Linked DNA regions of Homo sapiens: region 1 is linked to region 2. The links are chromatin loops, found by intact Hi-C in ENCODE. Cell type or tissue: A673. All regions are shown on one strand. Links, peaks and the distances in the headings refer to the core of each region. The heading gives the core; the rest is flanking DNA.

Region 1 (5,375 bases), core at 154-5,153, 100 kb after region 2:
TTATTTACTAGATGTGGAGCCTAGGACATCAGACAGAAGTGCAGATAAGGTCTGCCTCTTTCCAGCATAGCTAGGGGCATGGCTGACTCCAGATGTGCCCATGCCTTATCTAGAATCTAATGCTCCAAAGTAGTTAAACGGAAAATTTTCAAGAGTCAAAGAAGTTGGTCATGGTGGCTCAGACCTGTAATCCCAGCACTTTGGGAGGCTGAGGCAGGTGGAACAGAACAGAACCTTAGATTTTGAGAGGGATCTATCCACTTTCAATTCCTGGGGTTCCGTGAGGAAAATTTTCCCCAAAACAGGTTTTTCCCAAAACATGATCTTGTGCCTCCTCAGTTCTTCCCAAGAAGTCTCAGGCTATAAGAGCTTGAATATCTGCTTTTAATCAAGCTGACTTTTAACCATAGCGCTCTTATAAAAAAAAAAAAAAAAAGGTCGTTTTAAATCTCTTATTACCTGACTTTAGCCATGCCAAACCACCAATATTTCTGACTTTTGAACTTTACCAAAGGTACCTCCCAGGTGCTCAAAGAAAATTCAAGATGGTTCATGGAGGGGAAGAGAATAAAAAAATGTCAAACGTCACTCAAATATCAACCAGAAAGTACGCATACCCTAAATCAGGATTGAACCTGCCACTGTAAAATGGCAAAGCCTTAGCTGCTGAGCTACAACATTGGGCAGTTTCCATTGCCCGACCCAGAAGGAGTCCAGAGCAGCCAATTATGAGCTTGCAAAGGCTTTTAACTGTTCAAAATAATTTTTAGGGCTAACTATGACAGGAGCCCCAAAATCCCTGTTCTATGGAAGCCAGAGACCAAGAGGAAGTACTGCCACGTGGTTACAAGGTCAAGCTCCCAAGAACACTTTTCAACATGTGGTCTCTGGGCAGGATGAAACAGTGGACAATTGCCCTGAATAACAGAAAAGATAGAAAAGAGAAAGGAAAGGAAGGGAGAAAAGCATTGCCTGCAGCAGAGTGGGGAAGGCAAGGAGTTCAGGGAAGCCAGAGAAAGACACACCCATTACAGTGACACTGAATCAAAAGTTCAGGCAGCTGCTTGTTGGTAGTGAAGGAATCTTTTCCAGCAGTCCCATCAGCTCTTGAGATTCCCTCTTTGGGGAGAAAAAAAGTTCCCCATGTCCCATGATCCTGTACATGCCTAATCCTGTCACCCACAGCCATCAGCAAAGAGTGCAAGGCAGATTAATCCAAAAAGAATAGCAATTAACATCCTGTAGTGCCAAATCCGTTCTTAGCTGAGGTACTTTACTGAGAGGGATCTCTAACCCTCTAAATCTTAGGAAGGACTCTAACCTTCCTAAGTCAGGCCTTGAAGGCAAGTGCAGTCAAGTGTCCTGCCTTTTAAGAGGCACCTTTAACCTACTCTGTCTTAGGAGAGACTTTAACTCTCCTAAGTTGGGCCTCTAACCCAATCCCATCCTTTACCGGGATACCCTACCACTTACCCAAAGTCAGCCAATCAGTGTTGTAGTCTATTTCCTTTGGGTTGGGGGTCTCCTCAGTATAGTCCCTTTGGGGTTTGCAAGGAAAATGTTATTGGAAAGGGGTCCCAATCCAGACCCCAAAGAGAGGGTTCTTGGATCTCATGTAAGAAAGAATTTGAGGCAAATCAGTAGAGTAAATTGAAAGCAAGTTTATTAAGAAAGTAAATTAAAGAATGGCTACTCCACAGGCAGAGCAGCCAGTCATGATACATTATTTTTTAATGTATTGCTGAATTTGTTTTGAAATTATTTTATTTGGCCAGGCGCGGTGGCTCACACCTGTAATCCTAGCACTTTGGGAGGCCGAGGCGGGTGGATCACCTGAGGTCAGGAGTTCGAGACCAGCCCGACCAACATGGAGAAACCCCGTCTCTACTAAAAATACAAAATTAGCCGGGTGTGGAGGCGCATGCCTGTAATCCCAGTTACTCGGGAGGCTGAGGCAGGAGAATCGCTTGAACCCAGGAGGCAGAAGTTGCGGTGAGCCGAAATCGCACCATTGCACTCCAGCCTGGGCGACAAGAGCGAAAACTCCATCTCAAAAAAAAAAAAAAGAAATGATTTTATTTAGCATGTTTGCATCCATGTTCACAAATAAAATCGGCCTTTATTTTTCTTTTCTCATTTTGTCCTTGTTGGATTTTTGTATCAGGATTTTGCTAGACTTATAAAATGATGTGGGAAGTTTTCCTCTTATCTATTCTCTGGAAGAGTTTACAAGATTGAGATAATTTCTGCCTAAATGTTTGGCAGAACTTGTAGTTGATGCCATCTGGGCCTGGATACTTTTGTATGTGTGTGATAGGTTTTTAATTATTAATTCAGTTGCTTTAATAGTAATATGATTTTATTCCTCTTTCTTTCATAGGTTTAGTGAGTTGCATTTTTGTTGAAATTTGTCCCTTTAAATCAAACTTTCAAATGTATTGGCATAAAGTTATAAAAAAAAAAGTTTGTTATCTTTTGAGTGTTTGTAGAATCTGAAGTGACATTTTTCTTTAAATTCCTGATCTTGGGTATTTCGTTTTGCTTTCTTTCTTGATCAGACTGAACAACTTAATCAAATGTATTAATGTTTACAAGGAACCCACTTTTAGTTTGGTTGGTCCTTGCTTTTGTAGATTTGTTTTCTGTTTCATTCATTCTCCTATCTTTTTACCATGCTTTTCCTGAGCTGTAAATTTGTTTTAATTCTCTTATCTTTAACACTCCTTTCTTTTTACTTCTTTTCTAACTTTAAGCATTAAAATGAATGCTTAGCTTATTAGCTTTCAGCCTTTTTATTTTCTAATGTAAAGTTTCCTCTAAATAGTGTTTTAATTGCATCTCACAAGTTGAGGAGCCACTGACAATTTATTCTTCTACTTAAAAAAAAAATATGATTTCCTTATTATGTTGATTTGTCTCCCTCCTCTGGAATATAAACTCAGTGAAGGCAGATATTTTTGTCTATTTTGTTCACTGATTTATCCCCAGAAACTAGTACTATGCCTGGCACACAGTAGGTAATCAAAAAATATTGAAGGAATGAACAACTTAGAAGTTGAGGGCACCTGTAGTTCTAGCTACCTGGGAGGCTGAGGTCAGAGGATCACTTGAGCCCAGGAGTTCCAGACTGCAGTGAGCCATGATTGTGCTATTGCACTCCAGCCTGGGTGACAGAGTGGGACCCTTCTCAAAAAAGAAAGAAGGAGGGAAGGAGGGAGGGACGGAGGGAGGAAGGCAGGAAGGAAGGAAGGAAGGAAGGAAGGAAGGAAGGAAGGAAGGAAGGAAGGAAGGAAGGAAAGAAGGGAGGAAGGAAAGAAGGGAGGAAGGAAGGAAGGAAAGAAGAAAGGAAGGAAGGGAGGGAAGGGAGAGGAGGGGAGGGAGGAAGGAAGGAAGGAGGGGAGGGAGGAAGGATAAAGAAAGAAAGAGAAAGAAAGAGAAAGAGAGAAAGAGAAAGAAGAACAAGAAAAAGAAAGAAAGAGAAAGAAAGAACAAGAAAAAGAAAGAAAGAAAGAAAGAAAAGAAAGAAAGAAAGAAGAAAAGAAAAGAAAAGAAGTGGATGATTGTTGTGAAGAAAACAGAACTGGGTGAGGAAGACTGGGAAACAACATGGAGTTTTTACAATTTGAGGAGTTAGAGTCAAGGTAGAGCTTGATGAGCAATGACTTGAGGAGGAGTGGGAATATGCCATATGGATATCTGGAGGAAAGAGGCTCTAAGCAGAGGAAAAAATGGAAAAGCCTTGAGACTGGAATACTCTAGAAACGTCAAGGAGAACAGAATGGCTGGTGTGGAATGACCAAGGAGGAGATTACTAGGTGATAGGGAAAAAAAGAGGTAAAGAGTGTCAGAGCACATAGAGTCTTTGGGATATGAAAAACTTTGGCTTTTATTATGCGAAATGAGGAGCTATTACAGCGTTTTGAGCATGCATATTGCGTTTTTAAAGGATCATTTTAAAGGATCATTCTGGCTGTGCTGAGAATATAACAGAGAAGGAAGGATAGAAGTAGGAAGACTAGTTAGAAGGTAAGCTAAGACTTATTGAAGTGACTTCAGGCAAAAATTGGAAGAATTAAATTGGATACAACAAGGAAACACAACCTTTTTAAGTTTTGCAGAAAAAAAAAACAGAAATGATTTAAGGAAAGGTTTTATTTTTTAAGACGGTAGCGATAAACAAATATTTGTATACTAATAGAAATGACCCAATAGAGAGCAAAGCATGAGTGGTTCCCAAAACCCAGGATTCTAAACTCTGGGAGAGGAAAAGAATCAGTACAAGAGGGTGAAGGGAGAAGAGCAAGAAAGATACTAGGGCCTGATGGAGAGTGGTCACTGAGACTTTTATGTAAACACTAGCTTCAAATTACAGCTACCGGAAATACCATTCCCCCTGGAAAGTTTCAGAGTAGGGTGGCATATCTCCTCCCCTTCCACATAACCAATGCTACAATTGCAAATCAGGAAAGAATGGTTTCACATAGAAGTGAGAGTGGGTTTGTCAGCCTTTTCTCCAACCTCCATGGGAGAGCTGCTGTGGACCCCAGAGTTCACATTACCACCATTTCTTCCTTGCATTCTTGATTTTATTTTCTGGTAAACTGCATGTGGTTTATCTTAATATTTAAATCCTACCTCCCCACTCCTGCACCATATTCCCTCATCAAGACACGTGCTGTCTGTTCTCTTTATTTTGCAAATCCCATAGCAGAATTAAGTGGGTGGGTTATTTGCCAGCAGATCATTTAGAGAAAGATGTAATCATCTAGATCGGGGTTTCTTGACTTCAGCACTATGACATTTGAGGCTGGATAATTCTTGGTGGTGAGGGGTGCTGTTTGGTGCATTGTGGGATGGTTAGCAGCATTCTTGGCCTCTCCCTACAAGATGCTAGTCACACCTTCCTCCCCACTTTCCCCTCATCCCAATTGTGACCAAAAAAACAAAACAAACAACAACAATAACAACAAAAAAACAGAAGTACTCCAGACATTGCCAAATGTCCCCTAGGGTTCAAAAATTGCTCCCAGTTGAGAACCACTGATTTAGATGTAAATTTTCTCAATTCATTAGCCAGGAGCAGTGGCTCATGCCTGTAATCCCAACACTTTGGGAGGCTGAGGCAGGTGGATCACCTGAGGTCAGGAGTTTGAGACCAGCCTGGCCAACGTGGTGAAACCCCACCTCTACTAAAAACACAAAAATTAGCTGGGCATGGTAACGGGCGCCTGTAGTCCCAGCTACTCGGGCGTCTGAGGCAGGAGGATCACTTGAAGGAGGTGGAGGTTGCAGTGAGCCAAGATTACGCCACTGCACTCCAGCCTGGGCAACAGAGTGAGACTCATCTCAATAAGTAAATAAATAAAATTTCTCAA
Region 2 (5,375 bases), core at 150-5,149:
CTAAGGTTGACTCCAAATTTTCCATTTTAACATTTTAATTAGGGTAAAATATACTTCATTTTGCCTAAACAAAGACCAATTGTAATAAACCACATTTGCTTTTCATTTTAGTGAAAACTTCAAGTAAAGCCCGAAAGGGTCTTCCACTGCGGAAGGGACCTGGGATAAGCTGTAGAGAAGAAGAAGTTGCAAGACCAAGTTTGTTGTAAACATAGGCTTCTAGCATTCCCTGAGCCCTCTCTGTGCATGGAGCTCTACTCTGAGCCCGAGACTTAAGGAAGAAGCTTATCCTTTCCTGGAAAGACAGGGCAAACAAAATGAGAACCCATGTTAATAGAGAAGATGGGCACATAAATAATGACTTACAGGGTAGAGCTAGGTGCTTGGGATGGCAAACCACATGGGGCAGAATACATGAATTTGACCTAAAGAGATTTTTGTGGCTCTTTTATGGCTACATTCTAGGTCAAGAGACTTCAACCAAATAGCTCTATCTTCTTCCATTAGGGCTCCTCTAACAAAAATACCTTAGACTAGTCATTTATAAACAGTAGAAACTTATTGCTCACAGTTCTGAAGGCTGAGAATTCTGAGACCAAGACTCCAGCGGATTCGGTGTCCTGTGAGGGCCCCTTCCTTATAGATGATGCATTCCAGCTGTGTCTTCACGTGGCAGAAGGGGCAGAATAAGTTCCCTCTAGCCTCTCTTATAAGAGCACTAATCCCATTCATGTGGCTCTGCCCTCATGACCTAATCACCTCCTAAAGCCCTCACCTCTTAATATTATTGCTTTGGTGATTAGGTTTCAATAATAGATTGTGGGTGAGAGAACACAAATGTTCAGACCATAGCTTCTGGGTACAGAGGAGGTCCATCATATTCAGCCTCTCTGCAGATGGCCTTACCCATGGCCCAGATGCCTCTCCAGAATCTCTGAAAAGTCATTTCATTCTGCAGGCCCTTTCTCCTCCACCTCGTCCATTTACCTATAGTACAGCTACCTGCCTTCCTAATTCCTACTGGTGGGAGCTTCAGGTGTGGGGCCCAGAGACTCTTTATGTGGAGTCAACTCATCTCAGATGGGTCTTGGTGAGAATGAGATGGTGCCAGTGTTAGCAGCAGTGAATCCGTATGGGTTTGCAGCAACTCGATTCTTGGCTCCTCAGAGGAAAGAATTCACTGGAGAGGCATAAGGCAGATTGAGAGACCAAAGCAAGTTTTAGAGCAGGAACCAAAGGAAGTAAAGTATACTTGGAAGAGGGCCAAGCAGGCAACTTGAAAGATCCAAGTGCACTTTCAGCCCTTCACTTGGAGGTTTATACATTGGCATGGTTCCAGGGTTTGTGTCTCTCCCTTGATTTTTTCCTTGGGGCAGGCTGTCTGCATGTGGTGGCCTGCCAGGACTTAGGAGGGGCTACATGTGCAGTGTGCTTACCAAAGTTTTGTGCATGTTCATTTGAGGTGTTTTTCCCTTACCAGTTCATATGGTTTGGCTGTGTCCCCACCCAAATCTCATCTTGAATTGTTGTTCCCATAATCCCCATGTGTCATGGGAGGGACCCAGTGGGAGGTAATTGAATTATGGGGGTGGTTACCCATGCTGTTCTCATGATAGTGACTTCTCATGAGATCCGATGGTTTTATAAGCATCTGGCTTTCCCCTGCCAGCACTTCTGATTCCTGCTACCCTGTGAAGAAGGATGTGTTTGCTTCCCCTTCTGGCATGATTGTAAGTTTCCTGAGGCCTCCCCAGCCATGTGGAACTGTGAGTCACTTAAATCCCTTTTGTTTATAAATTACCCAGTCTTGGGTATAATTCATAGAAGCATGACAACAGACTAATACACCAGCCGAATATTCTTAGAAGAAGTTCATATACCAGTTAAACACCACCATTTTGCCTTTTAGGGCACATGCTTGAGTCCACTTACTCAGCTCCTGAGATCTTATCAGGAAGCCGCTGATCACCCACTTCAGGTGTTTTCTATCTAATGGGAGCCTGCCTTTCTCTGGTGCCAGCTGTGTCCAATTATTATTTTAGAGTGACAGTTAACAACAACTTGAGCATCACCTGATGGTCACCTGACATTCCTTGTGGGGACCTCTCCTACCCTGCTCATGTCTGCCCAGCTACCTACTTTTACACCGGGGGTAATAGAACTAGGGTGTTTAGTACCATTAGATGCAATGACCTGTAAAGATTGACTGAGTAACTGCACATATGTCCTGTTTCCTCTTTTATCCCTAAAGCATATGTTCTCTGAGATCTCCCAATCTACTATCCACTCCCCAAGAGGGCGCTCTGGAACCAGGACACACTCAAATCACCTAGTTTTAAAAACTCTCCAGATGAGCAGTGCTGCCTCCATGATATTAACCAGTCAAATCTCCAAGAGGTCAGACTCCTGAGGTCCAGGGTCTCAGCCAACATGTGCGAGCTCCTTGGCAAGCTAACATTTTGACACTGTTTCAAATTAATATTTTAAAAATATTCTAGGATTTTCAGCTTAATGTTTGCGGGAGATGACAAAATGTTCGGGCAGATGGGTGGAGCAGGAGGACATGGATGCCAGGACTCAGCATCTCCTCTGTTGACCCAGCAATCCTGCCTTGGCTGCACCTCACTAAGGGAAACAAAAGCTTAGTGTTAATTGCACTCATCTTCCTTAGACCGTAGTTAGTTGACCAACTATTTTTATTCAAGGGTGCCTCTTAGAGGTTCTAATTCTCAATCCAAGTGGCTGTATAAGAGCTTTATTTCTTTGAACCACATGCAGTACTTTCCCTGAAAGGAATTTGGTGAGTGTAATTTTCACCTCTCATTATATTTCCAATGAGTTCTTAGTGCGCTTGCGTGCACGCATGCACACACACGATCAGGACTCCTGGAAATTGCCATATTAGTCCATGTCTTGATCTAATATTGCATGGACAGAATTTCACATGGGTCATTTGTTGTCCTAGTACTTTTTAAGTTAGCTTAGTGCAAACAAAACACAAAACTAAAATAATTTACCTCCTAAAGAATTCAGAGCAATTTAGAGAATGCATCATAAAAGATTGCTTTCAATTTTTTAAATTTTGTTTCTTTTTCAAGTTGGGGTATTGTTCTGTCACCCAGGCTGGAGTGCAATGGCACCATTATGGCTCACAGGTACCTCAAACTACTGGGCTCCCGCAATCCTTCCTCCTCAACCTCCTGCCACCTGCCACTGTGCCTGGCTAATTTTTTTTTTTTTTTTTTTTTTGGTAGAGACAGGGTCTTGCTTTGTTACCTAGGCTGGTCTCCTGGGCTGAAATGATCCTCCTACCTCAGCCTCCCAAAGTGTTGGGATTATAGGCATGAGTCACCGTGCCCAGCCCAACTCTCAAATTATATCACACAGGCAGGAAGTGTCTGATAGCAGGTGGCATAGGCTCTGTGGGACTGTTTTCTTTTAAGAAACAATCTCTCATCATCAACATGCTTGAGGCCCCAGGAAAGGTCTTTAGTGCTTTAACTTGGGCACTCTGTGTTTGTCCAGCTGCACTGACATTTCATGGTGTGGGTGAGTCAGTGGGGAAGGGAAAGGCAGCAGCCATGAGAGGCAAGCCAAGGATATGGAACCTCTGGAAAGAACCAAAAAGATCAATGGGTGTCCTGCCTTTTCACCTCCCTATCCACTGGATTCACTTGATAGTAGTAGCAGCAAAAGAGCCATCCAGTCAGTAGGGACCTGCCTGGTCTGCAACGAAAGAAGGAGGCTTTCTGGGCCCTATTTCGTCAAGAGAAGGATTTAATATTTCACTTAGCCAGACCTCCATGTTCAACTGAAGGACAGACATCCCCGTGGATGTCTAAGCAGACATTTATCCTGGCAGCTGTGGGGCCAGATTCCTGGACTTTATGACTCAGGCTTTTTCAAAAGCAAAAAAACACTACAAGAGAAGGCCCTCATTATTTAAAAAGAATTAAGGATTCCCAGTTCAGGCAAGTCTTCCAGGGTCCTAAACTGGGGATCAGTCAGGTGAATTCAGCCAGTGATTGGTTTGGTTCACACAACGTTTTATTTTTTATTTTTAATTGGCAACCCCTGCACAAAGCAACAATACTGGAGGTAGGGTTTCAGGATTTAGACTGAGGCCCACAAGTGTTTTCTGAGCACTCTGGATGGGCAGGCTCTCTGATAGGCCGGTTCTCTGATAGGCCAGTCTTCCGGTCACTCACTCTAGTCCTGCCCAGTGACCTTGAAATAAATTGCAGCGCAAAATAGCAGAGTGCCCCACCTTCAGAGTGTTTGAGACTTTCCCCTCCTGAGTGGAAACACGGAGGCTCAGAGCAAGATTAGGAGAATCAGTCTTGGCAACAGATAAAGGGATCAATGGAAGAAGGAGCAGCTGAGGCCTGGGGAAATTTACATAAGCCTGCTAGAAGTAGGGGCTCAGAGCCTCAGAAGGGACAGTAAGAAACCAGACCAAAGGAAAACATCTGTAATGAGCTGTGAGGACCAGTGAGCTGCAGAGGTCAGAGCAGGCACCTCCCCACCTACAGAACAATCAAGCAGTTGCCAAAGCAAACCTTTCTGCAGTTGGGATTTATTTTATTGTCATTCTTCCCTTCCCATGGCTGCTGAGCCTTTGAAGTAATCCTCAGCGTGAAAAGATAGGAGGATGTGCACATAAGAGGCCCTTTGAAAAAGCCTTAGGGAAAGTAGCCAAGCTCCGGAGGGAGCAATTGTAAAGTGACTAGAACAAGGAAGTAGGGAAGGACTGTGGGGAGACCAGGCGGGTAGCTTAAAACCCTTGCCATAGCAAGCCTTTTTTAAGTGGCAAGCCAGAAGGCCCAGCCCAGTGGGCCTCAGCCAGCACTTGGGCTCATGGTCCTATTTCAGCATGAAATTCATTCCTGTGACTGCAAGGGAGCCGAACAGTACAACGATCTTAATGACTGTATTGCAAACCACAAAGGATCTATGTTCATGAATAAGCAATAATCAGCTGAAAACATATTATGTTTACCACAAAAAAAAAAGGCGGAAAGAGCACAAAATCTAGTGAGTAAAGTGTAGGCAGCAGATAGTAATGTGGTAGCCGATGTTCATCCCCTTGACCACTCTCATCAGGCCCAGAGACATGGTGCTTACATTTGCTCCAGTGGAGACTGGATAGAAAGAGTAGAGATGCAAAGAAAAAAACAACCTTAGCTTTTTAGGGAAAACACTAAGGGCTCTGGCATAAAACTGGAGAGATTACAGGGGGTATGTGAATATACAGAGCAGGTACCTCATCTGCTCTGCCATCATGACCAATAAAGAGCTTTGAGCCAGAGAGAGGGAAAAGAGTTTGCAGTCAAGGAAAATTATAAATTATAGCATGAAGTCCCTGTACTGTGCTT

Evidence for each region. Peaks named below come from ENCODE experiments on the same cell type or tissue, not always from the same donor. Only the 100,000 strongest peaks of a DNase experiment are listed, where the experiment ranks them.
Region 1: a loop joins it to region 2, with 3 times the contacts of the local background. A loop is called at or near these places in 1 of 110 quality-filtered maps.

The regions. Positions count from the first base shown.
Region 1 is chr4:98,847,646-98,853,020 of GRCh38, forward strand. All of the region lies in intron 1 of LOC105377343 (a long non-coding RNA gene), which reads right to left. Among named protein-coding and RNA genes, the nearest start is that of EIF4E, 79 kb to the right of the region's middle. In A673, for the core only: CTCF peaks have their summits at 2,911 and 3,111; DNase peaks (open chromatin) are centred at 3,056 and 4,386; H3K27ac peaks cover 2,856 bases.
Region 2 is chr4:98,743,270-98,748,644 of GRCh38, forward strand. No RefSeq gene overlaps it. Among named protein-coding and RNA genes, the nearest start is that of TSPAN5-DT, 87 kb to the left of the region's middle. RefSeq lists enhancers at 4,186-4,736, 4,737-5,287. In A673, for the core only: a CTCF peak has its summit at 2,296 (motif pointing right); DNase peaks (open chromatin) are centred at 2,302 and 4,692; H3K27ac peaks cover 1,992 bases.